2 separate regions of the Homo sapiens genome follow, and region 1 is linked to region 2. Evidence: chromatin contacts called from ENCODE Hi-C or POLR2A ChIA-PET data. All regions are on one chromosome and are shown on one strand. The core of a region is the stretch at or near the end of the contact, and the rest is flanking DNA. Distances in the headings are between cores, read along the strand shown. Region 1 overlaps LOC107984881 (a long non-coding RNA gene). Region 2 holds the start of DYNC1LI2 (dynein cytoplasmic 1 light intermediate chain 2).

Evidence for each region. Hi-C counts contacts between places; a loop is a spot of excess contacts on that map. ChIA-PET counts read pairs that join two places held with the same protein, here RNA polymerase II (POLR2A). Pooled maps may share reads with other maps.
Region 1: a loop to region 2 is called in a pooled map, with 3 times the contacts of the local background. The contact joins the enhancer-like site here to the promoter of DYNC1LI2 in region 2. A Hi-C loop is called at or near these places in 2 of 168 maps with a recorded cell type or tissue (CD4-positive, alpha-beta T cell and naive thymus-derived CD4-positive, alpha-beta T cell) and 9 of 50 pooled maps. POLR2A ChIA-PET finds 5 or more read pairs at or near these places in 2 of 52 experiments (PC-9 and WTC11).

The regions. Positions count from the first base shown.
Region 1 is chr16:66,943,276-66,950,740 of GRCh38, reverse strand. LOC107984881 (a long non-coding RNA gene) reads left to right here. Exons shown (of 4, transcript XR_007065090.1): 3 at 1-100; 4 at 1,810-1,861. CES2 (carboxylesterase 2) reads right to left here. Exons shown (of 12, transcript NM_001365405.1): 11 at 7,370-7,442; 12 at 5,645-6,902. The coding sequence ends at 6,716. Among named protein-coding and RNA genes, the nearest start is that of CES2, 11 kb to the right of the region's middle. RefSeq lists a silencer at 135-184. Within about 2 kb of position 2,938, at least 7 of the 41 ENCODE cell types and tissues checked have a DNase peak (open chromatin) inside an H3K27ac peak, as active enhancers do.
Region 2 is chr16:66,746,649-66,754,347 of GRCh38, reverse strand. DYNC1LI2 (dynein cytoplasmic 1 light intermediate chain 2) reads left to right here and starts at 2,739. Exons shown (of 13, transcript NM_006141.3): 1 at 2,739-2,863; 2 at 3,002-3,075; 3 at 5,035-5,151. The coding sequence starts at 2,757. It overlaps DYNC1LI2-DT (DYNC1LI2 divergent transcript), which reads right to left and starts at 2,596. Exons shown (of 2, transcript NR_133569.1): 1 at 1,448-2,596; 2 at 1-1,352. RefSeq lists an enhancer at 2,383-3,098 and silencers at 2,312-3,111, 7,536-7,699.

The sequences.
Region 1 (7,465 bases), core at 1,689-4,188, 200 kb before region 2:
GTGGCCATCCGGAAAACACCAGGTTATATTCAACCTGAGAAAGCTGATTTAAAACAGAAACAAAAACAAGATCTTTGTTATTGCTGAAGACGGACAATGGGTATGTTGGATTTCTTATACTACTGTTTCTACCTCAGACTTGGCTCATCCTTTGGTGCTGTGCAGCCCTTGAGCAGGCTTGACCCTCTCTGTGCCTCAGGGAGGTTCACCTGCTGTTCTTATTCCCACCAGCTCCCACCTGCCTGGCACTTTCCCTTTTGGAACCTCAGGTTCTGCTTCTGTAGGATTTGGGAAATCTGAGCCCAGTTTCATAATAAAAAGTCAGAAAACAGGTCAGTCGCAGTGGGTGACTTTGGTAATCCTAGCACTTTGGGAGGCCGAGGTGGGTGGATCACTTGAGGTTAGGAGTTCGAGACCAGCCTAGCCAACATGGTGAAAGCCTGTCTCTACCAAAATATATAATATATTTGTCAGACACACATATGTTTATAATATAATATAATATACATCTAAATATTGGACTCCGTCTGTTGCCCAGGCTGGAGTGCAGTGGTGTGATTGCAGCTCACTGCAGCCCCCACCTCCTGGGCTTGAGATCCCCCCATCTCAACTTCCCAAGTACTTGGGAACACAGTTGTGTGCCACCATGCCTGAGAGTCCTTTTTTTTTTTTTTTTTTTTTTTTTGGTAGAGACAAGTCTTGTTGCCCAAGCTGGTCTCTAACTCCTAGCCTCATGTGATCCTCCCATCTCTGCCTCACACAGTGCTGGGATAACAGGTGTGAGCCACTGTGTCTGGCCCAAAATATTTCAAAAGGTAGCCATCTGTGAGGCCAGGCAGATCTTCCTGCTGGGCTCCTGGTGAATTCTAGAATGTGATCAAGGGCAGGCATGGGAGGAAGCCCTGCAGGAGTGCACCATGGGGCGAATATGGACTCCACCTGGGCAGATTAAATTGGGAAAGGGTCGGGAGAGGCAGTCAGATCATACACTTAGGAGAGTTTCAGGTGAGAGGACCAAAGGCCAAAACACTCCCGGAGCTTCGAAAAGGGCCTGGAGAAGCCTGGCAGGCACACAGAGCCTTCACCTTTGCCCTGGAAGCCAAGTTGTGCCCTTGCCCAGGATGAGGTAAATGGCGTGAGGGACACCACGAGCTCTTTGGCTCTTGTTTCTGGAGACAGATTTTTGTTTTTTCACCCAGGCTGGAGTGCAATAGTGTGATGAAGGCTCACTGCAGCCTCAACCTCCCCTACTAAAGTGATCTCCCACCTCAGCCTCCCAAGAAGCTGGGACTAGAGGTCACAGGCCACCACAGCCCATTAATTTCTTTTAATTATTTTGTACACTCTGAGTCTATGTTGCCCAGGCTGGCCTCCAACTCCTGGGATCAAGCGATTCTCCCCCTTGGCCTTCCAAAATGCTGGGATTAAAGGAGTGAGCCAATCGCACCCAGCCACTGCGGCCTCTTAGATCTGCTTTAGGATTTGGAGCCTGGGGGCTTCTGTTCCCCAAGGACCACTAACCTTGTCTGAGGCCCCTTTGGAGGGCTCAGCGCGCCCCCTTGGCCAAGGACGCCACACATTGAGAGCCAGCTGCTGCCAGAAGCTATTACTGTTATTACCGGCCGGCAGCACAGGCTACAGCCACAATCGTAAGAGGGAAATGGACTGAATCCCCACACCCCAATCCCTCACTCACTCCGACCCGAGGCTGTCTACCCGGCCTGGCATGTCCCGGCGCTCCTGGGGCCCCTGTACTCCGCTGGTTCCTCGCTGTGGTGTCCCGCAGCCCGACCATTTCTGTGCTTCTAGGAGCCCACCCTGGGCGGCAGGGAGGCGTTGCGTGGGGCTCACGAGTTCCACGCTGTCATCTCCACCAGCTCCTACCTCCCAGGCGCCTGCCCTCCCGCACTGTCAGGTTCTGCCTCCGCAGCATTTGGCAGATCTGAGCCCGGTCCCTGTCACCCCTCCGCGGGAGCCTCATAGTGACCCTGGAGGAGAAGCAGCAGGAGCCCACAGGCCACCGCGCTCGGCCGCGCGTGAAGTCTGTGCAGCCGCATGGTCGGCTCGCTGGTCTCGGTTCTCTGCCGACGGACACGCTGCTGTTCACCCAGAGGCTGCCCCGGGTCGGTCCAGCCGTGGATCCAGTGCCTTGCCCAGCCTCGGAGTTTGGACTGGGCAGGGAGTCGGCGGGGTGCGCTGACTTGGGCCGGGAAAGGTGGGTTGGTAGGAGAGCAGGACTGAACAGTCATAGGTGGGTGGGGATCTAGTGGTAGGCAGGCCCGGGCACGGCCACTTCCCTTCTGCCCGGGCCCCTTTGGCATCCTCAGAAGGGGCTGCGCGGCTTCTGTAGTCCTCCGCGATCCAGAGAATCCTCTCCTCAAACCTGTCGTTGTCCACAGGCCCGATGAGCGCGCTGGGGGATCGATAGGAGGGGGCAATAAACTAGAATTGGAGATCCCAAGAGGGCTTCTCTGAGGAGGTGCACGTTCAGGATCCCCACAGTTGGAGAAATGGGAAGGAACTTGATCGGGGTGAAGGAACCGCTTGAGCAAAGGCAGGGAGGCGTGACGGCGCCCTTCATTCTGGAAGCTCCTCCTTGCTTTCAGGACTCAGTTTCCTGGGTTCCCCTTCACGGCCCCTCATCTCCTTACAGTCCAGGGTCTGAGGGTCTCCGCGGTCCCCTCCCTACTCAGTCACGCCATTCTTTTGAAACGTACACGTGACCGCGGCACTTCTTAAGGAGCGCCCCCCTTTTCCTCGGTGGCTTTCAGTTTCCTCACCTCCCGCGGAGACCAGGGCCATGGTCATTTATCCTCTTGACGAACATTTCACGAGCGCCTGCCGCTCCGAGCGATGGGGACCCGGCACTCCCAGGCCTCTGTTGCAGCAGGGGAGGCAGGCGCGTCACCTGGAGGTCCCGAGACACTGGGAGCCCTGCCAGGCCAGAGGCGACCAACTGGTCTGGGAACGGGAGTGTACTATGGTCCTGTAACTATGGGCCTTACAGTGTCTGAAGCCCGGAGGTGGAGGCTGCAGTGATCTGTGATTGCACTACTGCATTCTAGCCTGGGTGACAGGACTAGACCTTGTCTCAAAAAAAAAAGGGGGAGCAGGGGGTAAATTGTAAGTTATTTCACAATAAAGCTGTTAAAAAAAGAACTATTAAGTCTAAACAGTAATCCTGGGAACTGACTTTGGGAAGGTATATTGTACATCTGCAGAACTGAAAAACATACAGAGGCATGCATGCAGCTGGTGCACAATAAACGCTTTCAGAATGTAGTGGGAACATTATGCACCAATCAGTGTTCATTGAAAGGAAAGTCTCCTCCCTCTCTCAAGTTCAAGTCATTCCAGGCTTAATATTATCCTTGTCTGCCACCTGGTGGCCAAAATGGGCAATGTGGGTGTCCTGGTCTTTCACCCCAAACTTCAAAAGGCTCTGTAATTGGACTTACGGGCCCTGGCTGGAAAGAAGGGAGACTTTCCCCATGGAAAACGGGTGCCCTGAGAGGCAAGTTGATCAGCAGTAGGGGCATAAGGGGATTATTAGGGTTTATGGGACAGAAATATAGCCTCTTAATGACAGAGAGAATATACTTTGGTGAAACCAAGAGGCCGATTGAACACAATTGGCCACCTTTGCACACTGAGATAAAATATGAGGTTTTTTGCAGAGCGGGGAAGGAGAAAAGTCTAGGGACAACAATGAGGTAAGTAGGAAAAGTAATCGTGTGGACACACATGGTGAATTTGGGGATGCTCAGGGGGTTGAAAGGTTGGCAGGGAAATTCTGAAACGTGAGAGGACATTTCCCTGGATGGAGAGGCCCCTGGTAGCCAGCGGACAGGAATCTCTTAGCAGGTGTGCTAATATCCTGTGAGTATGGGCCTTACAGTGTCTGTAGAACCACTGAGAAGAAGAGCAACCTTCAGGAGACGGGCGACTGAGGAAGCAGCTTGGCTTTCCTGGCCACTGTGCAGGAGGCCCAGGCTCAGGGGCCTATGGACAAGCCCGGTCTGGCTTCTGACAAAAGTGGGGTTAGGCACCTCTGCAGGACATCGATAGTTGGGTGGGTGGCTTGTTTTATTTTTTATTTTTGAGATAATGTCTCGTGCTGTCGCCCAGGCTGGAGTATAGTGCTGTGATCTCAGCTCACTGCAACCTCTGCCTCCCAGGTTCAAGTGATTCTCTTACCTTAGCCTCCTGAGTAGCTGGGATTACAGACACCTGCCACCACACCCGTCTAATTTTTGTATTTTAGTAGAGATGGGGTTTCACTATGTTGGCCAGGCTGGTCTTGAACTCCTGACCTCAGGTCATACCCCACCTTGGCCTCCCAAAGTGCTGGGATTACAGGTGTGAGCCACCGCACCTGGCCTGAGGTTGCCATCTATTAACCAGAGAACAAGTCCTTGCCAGACACCAAATCTGCTGGCACCTTGATCCTCGATGTCCAAGCCTCGAGAACTGTAAGCAATACATTTCTGTCATTATAAGGCACCCAGTTTATAATATTAACCTGTAGTATTTTAAGTTTTATATCAGTATTGGAAGCCCTATTTTTTTGAGGCAGGGTCTTGCTGTGTTGCCCAGGCTGGAGTGTAGTGGTGCAATCACGACTCACTGCAGCTCTGACCTCCCAGGCTCAAGTGATCTGCCCGCCTCAGCCTCCTGAGTAACTGAGACTATAGGTGTGTGCCACCACATCCAAATAATTTTTCTATTTTTTTGTAGAGATGACATTTCTCCATGCTGCCTAGGCTGGTCTGGAACTCCTGGGCTCAAGTTCAGGAGTCCCACCTCGGCCTCCAATAGTGCTGGGATTACAGGCATGAGCCACTGCACCCGGCCTAACCGGTAATATTTATTTATTTGTTTATTTATTTATTTACTTATTTTTGAGGTAGGGTCTCTGTCGCCCAGACTGGAGTGCAGTGGTGCAATCTCAGCTCACTGCAACTTCTACCTCCTGGGTTCATGTTATACTCGTGTCTCAGCCTCCCGAGTAGCTGATATTCTAGGTGTGCACCACAGAGCCTGGCTAATTTTTGTCTTTTTAGTAGAGACAGCGTTTCACCATGTTGGCCAGGCTGGTCTCAAACTCCTGGGGTCAAGTGATCCACCCACCTCGGCCTCCCAAAGTGTTGTGATGATGGGTGTGGGCCACTGCACCGGGTCTAATCGGTAGTATTTTTGCTATAGCAACTGAATGGACTAAAACACTAGGAATTCCAGTAACCAGGTTTCCTATTGGCCACTCACAGATTTTTTTTGTTTTTTGTTTTTGTTTCTTTGTTTGTTTGTTTGAGACTGAGTCTCGTCCTGTGGCCCAGGCAGGAGTGCCGTGGTGCAATCTCATCTCACTGCAACCTCTGCCTCCCGGGTTCAAGGGATTCTCCTGCCTCAGCCTCCCTAGTAGCTGGGACTACAGGCGTGTGCCACTGCACCAGGCTAATTTTTTGTACTTTTAGTAGAGACGGAGTTTCACCATGCTAGCCAGGATGGTCTCGATCTCCTGATGTGGTGATCCGCCTACCTTGGCCTCCCAAAATGCTGGGATTACAGGTGTGAGCCACCGCACCCGGCCTGGCCACTCACAGATGTAAGAGCACTTGGGGCTTGGGGAGAGGCAGACAGAGGCTTTTTTTAGAATTTATTTTTATTCTTTCAGACCTCTCAGGGATGAACGGACATAGGCTTCTAACACTTAGGTGTGGGCAACATTCTTCGAAGCACCTCCCTCAAAGTGGAAAAGGCCTGGGGGCTCAGACGAGAGAAGAGAGAAGGCAGGGAGAAGGTGGAGGTGAGGAAGGGAGGAGGGGGCCCAGGGCTCAGTGGGGTGTTGGGGAGGGTGGGATTCCACCGGGGTTTGCCCATCCACAGCTCAGTGGGGGGATCTATGGAGTGTGTCTAGCAAGAGAGGACCCATGGCAGGCTTGGTAACTAACATCATGCAGTAGCTTCTTCTATTCTCTCTTATTTTTTTGGAAACGGAGTCTCGCTCTTGTTGCCCAGGCTGGAGTACAGTGGCACAATCTCAGCTCACTGCAACCTCTGCCTCCCAGGTTCAAGTAATTCTCCTGCCTCAGCCTCCTGAGTAGCTGGGATCACAGGTGGGCACCACCACTGTGCCCGTCTGATTTTTGTATTTTTCATAGAGATGGGGTTTCACCACGTTGGGCAGGCTGGTCTCAAACTCCTGTCCTCAGGTGTTCTGCTCACCTTGACCTCCCAAAAGTGCTGGGATTAGGGGCATGAGCCACAGTGCCTGGCCTATTATTCTCTTTTTATTTTTATTTTTCTCATATTTTTCCCTTATATTTTGTTTTCTTTGCTTTTTAAAAATCTTTTTTACTCCTCACTGACTTGAAGCTCAAAACTTTCCTATTTAGCTTCTAATCACACACTCTCTCTTTTTTTTTTTTTTTTTTGAGAAGGGGTCTCACTGTGTTGCCCTGGCTGGTCGGTCTCAAACCTCTGGCCTCAAGCCATCCTCCCATCTCATCCTTCCCAATAGCTGGGATTACAAGTATGGGCCATCATGCCTGAGTAAATTCTTAATAAATGCTTTCTGAATGGATGGACGGAAGTATGAATGAATGGCGAAGTGAATGAAGGAATCAACTTCTTTCTCCTTAGTGGGTGTGTGTGGGCACAGCAGGCTGACCCTCGCCTGTCAGCGAACCCACCCCCTCCTCCCCGGCACAGGGAGCTACAGCTCTGTGTGTCTCTCTTCAGGCTCCTCGAGCTCCTGGATCTTTTGGGGCAGCGCCTTCTTCCAGAACTGGAGCCTGTGGGCCTTCAGAGCCCGGCCCACCGCAGGCTGTAGGTTCAGCTGCAGGTATTGCTCCTCCTGGTCGAACAGCGGCCAGTGTGGCAGACCCTCGCCATTGGGGTTCCTGTAGACATGCCATCCCAGCAGGGCAGTATGAGGGTCACTCTGGGCCCCCGAAGCCCAGACCTGAGCACCCTGAGTCTGGTCAGGCAAGGCAGCCAAGCAGGCCAGGTGGGCTTGGGGAATGAGTGGGGAGGCTTCCAGAAACAGGAAATAAGCTCCCTCTGGCTAGTGTCAGCACCAGTGGGGGTTGGGGGAGGGCAGCCAGCTCTGTTGTGTCCCTCTCTCTGAGAGGGAGGCCCTGACGGTGGCACAGCACTGGCGCCCACCCTCCAGGTAGACTGGAGAGATAGAGCGTGTCCACTGCCCCACGCACCCCCACCCTGTCTGAGTGGGTCCCGGAGCTGGGGAAGGGGCCATCATGTGATGAAGGATGCGGGTGTGCTCATGAGGTCACCCCAGACTAGGAGAGCACTGGATGGGCACAAGTCCCCCAATCGGGGAGGTTGAGGCAGGGGTGTGCTGTCTCACCCATTTCTCGCAAAGTTGGCCCAGTACTTCATCATCTTCCTGCTTAGCTGCTCCTCTTCCTCAGTGAATTTAACTGCCAAGAGGAAGAGGACATGT
Region 2 (7,699 bases), core at 1,490-3,989:
CCCCTGTGGTCCTAACTACTTGAGAGGCTGAAGTGGGAGGATCGCTTGAGCCCAGGAGTTCGAGGTTGTAGTTAGTTATGAGTGTTTCACTGTACTCTGGCCTGGACAAGAGCAAGACCCTATCTCTTAAAAAAGTTTCCTCTTCTATTGTTTATTGTAGTATCCTAGAGGAAAAAAAAAAAGTTTCTTCTTCTAAAGACTAATTATGCAGTTGCTTTGAATACTCCCACATCATATAGTCAGGTTCACTTCTTTTTGGTGTATGTTTATTTGCTTTAGCTTTTCAGAAATGTCTACACTTTCCCTTCTTCTCCCTCTGTATCTTTATCCTTCATACTGATGAGCCCTAGTTACTTCATGTTGCAGCAGAACGATGTCTTGTCCCCTTATGAGTTTAGTCACTGACCACTGGATACCTCTGTCTTTGCAAAATGTGTCCAGAAATGTCACCCTAAGAAATCCAGCCTGACTGGCATGGGGGGCTAGCTTCTTTGTTAGCATCAGTGAGGTTTTATGGGTTCTACCCTAAGATGTTTCTTGGCATTCTACATGACCAACTCTTAGATTATAGTTAATACAGTAATGACGTTTAGATTATCATTTTTATTTCAAATAATTTCCTATCCTATTCCTATGCATTTTTAAATTAAATTTTACTTTATTTGACAGTCTTACTCTGTCGCCCAGGCTAGAGTGCAGTGGTGTGATCTCAACTCCCTGCAGCCTCTGTCTCCTGGGTTCAAGCAATTATCGTGCTTCAGCCTCCCAGGCAGCTGGGATTACAGGCGGATGCCACCATTCCTGGCTAATTTTTTTTTTTTTTTTTTGTATTTTTAGTAGAGACGGGGTTTGGCCATGTTGGACAGGCTGGTCTGGAACTCCTGACCTCAAGTGATCCGCCAGCCTCGGCCTCCCAAAGTGCCGGGATTACAGGTGTGAGCCACCGTACCTGGCCTTCCTATGCTTTTTTGTTAAACTCTTCCACAGGACTTTAATAGTTCCTGCTAAATTTCAACTTGTTAGATTTAGTCTCTGCTCAGTTTGTCATGCAGTAGATAAGGCAACCCTTCCTGCTTCAGGTCATCCACAACTTCCATGACTGCTGCTGTATTCTTATCCAAGTCACTGATGGCACCCTGAATTGGCTGGCCAGGGCAGGAGGTTTGGGCAGGCCCCTAGCAGCCTCATCTGCTGGTCCCTCCTCTTCATCAGCCACCTCTGGGCTAGTCTTTAATAAGCCTCAGTGCTATCATCCAGCATTGATTTCACTTTCGCATCTAAGATGTGAATTGTCAAATGCCCTGTTGAAATCTGCATTTGCTGTATCTGCAGCATCCGCCTACCTGGTACTCCTGCAAAAAAGAAAGATACTGTGTAAATCTGGTATTCTCTTTTCCTTTAGTGTTTAATCACAAAATTTCACTTAGTGCTGATTAAGCTCACTGGCCTGTAATTTTCATCTCCATCTTCTGTCCTGTGAAAATTCAGCACTGCTTGCCCTTTTAGGACTTCTGGCACTTTGCCTGATTTTCCCAGATTTCCAAGGGAGGAACTCAGTGGGTTTTCACTCTCGTCTTGTTTAAACCTTACATCCAGTTTGGCAGATGATATGCCCATTTGTTTTATCCCGTAATTCATGCCGCCAGATTTTTTGGCATCAGGATCACAATCCTACTCATCTGAAACCTACTTAGGTGGTGCTTTTCTGCCACATTCCACTTCCTTGTGATATTTAGAAATGTCTTGTTAGCCTGTTTCCATAGAGAATGGCAAGAGCCCTCAAGTAGAGGCCACACCTAAAATTAAGCTTGATAATGGAATGTATGTTTTTCCTTCGGTTACTCTCCGCTCTTTCCCTTTTCCATCCCCTTTCCTTTTATTTTTCTCCCCGCTCTGCACCTGCCAGCTGGCCCCCAAGGAAATTAAGGGCTCCTCTTCTGGTGTGAAATGCTGGCTCCCTGAAAACATCATTTTAAAAAGCATGTTAATAAAGCAAAGCCAAGTGTATTATGCACTGCGGTCAAGAGCACTACTTCACAGTCTTTAGTCTTCGGAGGAGGAGGGGGAAATGCAGGATATTTATGAGGATTCTGGGGTCTTCCTTAAGGCTAGTCTTTCAATGCAGGGCTTGAGTAGGGTTAGGCCAAGTTCATGATATAATGGTCCAAGGTTGGGGAATAAATTAGAAGTACCGAATGTTATCTTCTAGCCTTGGGTCCTTGGGTGGGTTTCTTAAATTTTTTGAGCTTCAGGTTCCTCATCTGTGAAAGGGTTAGATAAGATTCAGTGAGATAATGTGTGACTCTGGCACATGGTGAGCTCTAGATAAATGGCGCTTTTGTGTCCATCAGTCTCATTCCCAAAGCCTAGGCTTTCGGGTCGGTCATCCGGCTGCCCGACCCGCGACGGCGCAGGGGAATCGGCGAGCGTGGCGGGGTGCTGCGCTGCGCCCCTCAGCCGGCAGAGGCCGCCAGCGCGCCCTCGGTCCGGACGGTGCCCGCCCCTGCCACCGCCTCCCCGCGCATGGCTGCCCCGGCGGCTGCCTGACCGCCGCCCGCCACCTCGGCGGCCTCGCAACCCGTGGGAGCCCGTGGCCATCGCAGACCTAGAGGACACGTTGGGCGGCGCAGTCGCCGCGGCAAGGTCGGCGGGCGGCGCGGCGCGAGGGACGGCGAGCGGGGGGCGGCCCGGCCCGGGTCCTCGCGGGTCCTCGGCGGGCCCGGGGGAGGGCCCTCTTTGTGGCTGCAGTTGGCAAGATGGCGCCGGTGGGGGTGGAGAAGAAGCTGCTGCTAGGTCCCAACGGGCCCGCGGTGGCGGCCGCCGGCGACCTGACCAGTGAGGAGGAGGAAGGCCAGAGCCTATGGTGAGGCCGCGGGCGGTCGGGCCGGGCCGTGGGGGGCGCGGCCTCTGGGCCGGACCGTCGGACACACTGAGGGGCCGACGCGAGCCGGGCCATCCCAGCCCGGCCCGGGGCTGACCACTCTTGCCATTGTCGCCACAGGTCCTCCATTCTGAGCGAAGTGTCCACCCGCGCCAGGTCCAAGCTGCCGTCCGGCAAGAACATCCTGGTCTTCGGTGAGCGCCGGCGGCGGGGCGTTGCCCCAGGTCGCTGGGGTGGGCGAGGCGGGCGCCCCTCCCTCAGGTCCCCGCCTTCCCCGTTCCAGCCGCCTGCCCGCAGCCTGGCGGGAAAGGGACCGTCGGCCCTGGCCGGTCAGCTGGAGAGTGGTCAAGCCTCCAGCGCCTGAGGGTGGGATGCTGCCCTCTTTGGAGAGCGTAGTGGTGCTTTGGGGTTGTCGGCATATTGTTTCAGTCACTTGGCCCTCTATGCCTTCATTGCCTCGACGGTTACCAAATTGAGGTCGTGGAGAGGGGAAGCTAGTAGATGAGATTAGGTGGAGAAGGTGGGAGAACGAGGTGACCTGGGCTCGGAGCTGTGGGGAAATGACCACGGGAGCCTTCTTTGAGCCTCATCAGTAGTGCATAGTCCGAGGTTTTAGGGACTTTGCAGAGGACAGAGAGTCAGCACTGGGGACGTTTCCTCCATTATGCTAGCCCTCACTGCTAGGTTACCTGAGTCAGGTCCCTTACTCCCTCTGGCCTCACTCTCCTCAAGTGAGGGAGTTTGGGTACATTCACACAGCAAGTCCATTTGTTGCTTGGGACCTGTGGGCTGGGCACAGGCTCAGCATAGGCGACTCTTAAACACTATAGAAGAATCTCAGTCTGGTGGAAGACAGATGTATTGGTGATTGCATTGCACCATGCCGATTATTGTGGAAGCATTACACTGCTTAGAGCTGGTGAAGGAGGATGATTCGGGGGTTGAGTATTTTGCAGAAAAGTGTCAGTATGCAGGGACACAGATGACAAGAGGGTGTGGGGTTTGGAAACTGCTAGAAGCGCCTTGTGGTTGGTGGCTGCTAAGGTAAGTTGGGGGCAGATTGTGGGAAGGCTGAAGAGTTAGTGCTGTTTCCTGAAGTTCTCTGATTTTTCAAATGGCTTTTATCTCACCTCCATCCCCCAATTCCCATGGGAATCACTGCCTTGGTAGTTTTCCTACTGTTAGAATGTGTGACCTTTCTCAGGAATTGACTGTGGTAGGTAATACCGGACCCTTAGAGATCTTCAAGAAGTGGGGGATCAAGATCACCAGATCTGAGTTTTAGAAAGAACGCTGCCTGCAGAGGGACAGTAGCTCAAAATGAGCAGGTACTGAAGTCAGGCTGACAGGTCCTCACCTTGGTCTGGATGCAGAGGGCCTGAATAAGGTAGAGGCATTGGAGATGGAGAGGAGGTCTTTGATCTGTGGACTGACTGCCTTTCAATTCTCATGTTCTGTAATTCCATATTATTAAATGGCAGAAGTGCCTAGTAATGTTTGGCGATGGTTCTCCTTGATGTTTAAGGATCCGGGGAAGGGGGGTGTTGTTTGGGTGGAGGGAGATGAAGAAGTGCTTAATAATTAACTGAGATTGTACTGAAGAGTTTTGCTAGGTCTATAATTATTTTCGTCAGTTTCTTAGCCTTCAGAATGTTTGTGAAGGAGATGTACTAAAATCAAAAGTGAATAACTTCCATTCTTCACCATTGTGAAGCAGGATCAGACTTTTTTTAGTTCACAGTACCTGGACTTTTAGGTTAATTGTATCATATTTTGAAGATTTCTTGTTTTTCTTGTGGTGAAACTTTTTCTTGTGAGAAACTAACCCTACCTTTTACTTTCACTTCTCCGAATGCATGTCTTATAAATTATAGATAGGGCCTGTGGACCTGCCTCATTATTTCCCTTTTGAAGTAAGGATAACTGCAGTAGAATGTCATTTTAGATCTTGGAATTTGCTGCCTTTACCACCCTCTCCTCCCCACCCTCCCAACCACTCTTCCAGCAAAGTCCTTTGTTTATGAAAGCAGGTGAGACTTCAACAGCAGACTTTGCATGAAATTCTTAGTTTCTCCGTGTCATGTGAGTGTCATGCCTCCCCATCCTTGCCCGGAATAAACAGTACACCTTTGTCTTGCAAACATCCTTTGTAGGTGAAGATGGTTCTGGTAAAACAACCCTCATGACTAAACTACAAGGAGCTGAGCATGGCAAAAAAGGAAGAGGCCTAGAATATCTCTACCTCAGTGTCCATGATGAGGACCGAGATGGTGAGTGAAGCATTGGTCCCATGGTAAGGGGGTGTATGCAGGACTCTGACTGCTTCCTTGGGTGCAGTTCCTGCAGCATGGCCAGGCATTCTCAGTTTTCTGTTTGGTTCTCAGAGAGTTAATCACAGAATAGATGAAGTACGTATCTTTTGCAGGACTTAACCCCCTTTATAGAGTATGTTAGCAAAATTGGGGAATGGGACACTTAGCTGTTGCTCTGGCTAGCCTGCCTTTAAAAAGAGATACTGAAGATAAATTTTTACTTAACCCATAAAGGTGGTAAGAAAGATTTTTTAAAGCTTTGGAGTTTTATATGAGAGAAATGCTTGGCTGTCCTGGGGACCATTGTTACTCTGCCTGGTTCTAGTAGAGAATCCGAAGTTGGTGTGGTTTAGAGTGTAACAATTTAACATATGTTAATAGGAGAGTTTCCTGAATCTCTTTGTGACAGTTTAGAAATGGTAGTTTCTGCCGGATTTGGTGACTCCTGTCATAATCGCAGCTACTCAGGAGGCTGAGGTGGGAGGATCACTTGAGGCCAGGAGTTGGGGACTGCAGTGAGCTGTGTTATACACTCAAGCCTGGGTGACAGAGCGAGACCGTCTCTGTTTTTTAAAAAAGAAAGAATGAAAGAAATGCCCATTTTCTGTGTTTCTTCTGGTAGAGGAGTAGATGCTCAGAGGTGGTAATATTCTTTAATTCCTCATCTTTAAAACGTGAGTAGTAATAGTTACTGCTTAGGATGATTGAAAGCACATGATAAACACTCTTATAAGGATTACATATAATTTTAAAATGTTTTCTTACAAGTGTAATTGTGATTTGGAGTAATGGTTTTGGGTTACAACTGCTCAGTAATGCCTCCTTTATAATCTTTTGGTTTTATGTTAGTTTTTTTTTTTTTTTTTTTTTTTTTTTTGAGACAGGGTTTTACTCTGTCACCCAGGCTGGGGTGCAGTGGCTCAATCTTGGCTCATTGCAACCTCTGCCTCCCAGCCTCGGGTCATCCTTCCACCTCATCCTCCTAAGCAGCTGGGACTATAGATGTGTGCCACCACACCTGGCTAATTTTTGTACAGATGGGGTTTCACTATGTTGCTCAGGTTGGTCTCGAACTCCTGAGCTCAAGCAGTCTGCTCGCCTCAGCCTCTCAAAGTGCTGGGATTACAGGCATGAACCACTGCACCCAGCCTATGTTAGATCTTTTCAATGATTCAAAAATAAATAACCATTGGTACCTAGGTTGGTTGGTTGGTTGGTTTTTTTGGTAGAAAAGTTATCTGTATAACCTAAAGATGAAGTGTATTCACTAAATTACTTTCTTTAGGGCAGGCGTGGTGGCTGACGTCTGTAATTCTAGCACTTTGGGTGGCTGAGGCGGGTGGATCACTTGGGATCAGGAGTTCAAGACCAGCCTGGTCAACTTGGTGAAACCCCATCTCTACTAACAATACAAAACATTAGCCAGGCGTGGTGGTGCATGCCTGTAGCCCCAGCTACTCTGGAGGCTGAGGCATGAAAATCACTTGAACCCAGGAGGTGGAGGTTGCAGTGAGCCGAGATTGCACCACTGCACTCCAGCCTAGGCGATAAAACGAGACTCCTTCTTAAAAAAAAAAAAAAAAAATTACTTTCTTTATATTTGCCTTTACTCATTTAAACAGTAAAGATTACGATGTATGGGCGATTATATAATGAGGGCTGATCCTACCACCTCTAGTCCCCCATTTCCTTATTGCTAAAATGACAAAGTTGAACCAAGGTCCTTTCCAGCACCGTAATTCTACCATCTCCAAGAGCTGTTTAGTAGAGGGCATGGGTGGCTGGGCGCGGTGGCTCACGCCTGTAATCCCAGCATTTTGGGAGTCTGAGGCAGGCAGATCACCTGAGGTCCATTTGAGACCAGCCTGGCCAACATGGTGAAACTCTGTCTCTAGTAAAAATACAAAAATTAGCCAGGCATGGTGGCGCACGCCTGTAATCCCAGCTACCCAGGAGGCTGAGGCAGGAGAATCGCTTCAACCTGGGAGGCAGAGGTTGCGGTGACCGAGATTGTGCCACTGCACTCCAGCCTGGGCAACAGAGTGAGACTCTGTCTCAAAAAAAAAAAAAAATGTTGAGGGCATGGGTAAGAGTCTCTTGTGTAAGAAGGACAGAGGCATTTGGGTACTCATCTAGGCCCACTGGAGTCTGTACATACAGGGCTGCTGAGCCTGGCCAGAGGATCTCACATGTATTGAGTCTTTTGCTTCCTTTTTTGGACAGTGTGGTTACTGTGGAAAGAGCTGTGGCTTTGGAGCCAGGCAGAACTCGTTCAGAATGCCATGCCTGTAGTCAGTAGTTGTGTGGCTTTGGGTAACTGACTTAACCACTCTGTACTTGAGTTTCCTCATTTGTAGAATGGGGTAATGGTGCCTATACAAAATGATACAGGGTGTATCAGGTGTAACAGTGCTTGAGACATGGTGATAGCTCTAGTACCCTTTTGTTTCTTTTGAAAGTGTAAAACATGATGTAGGTAATCTGTGAATCTCTATAGCCTCTTCTG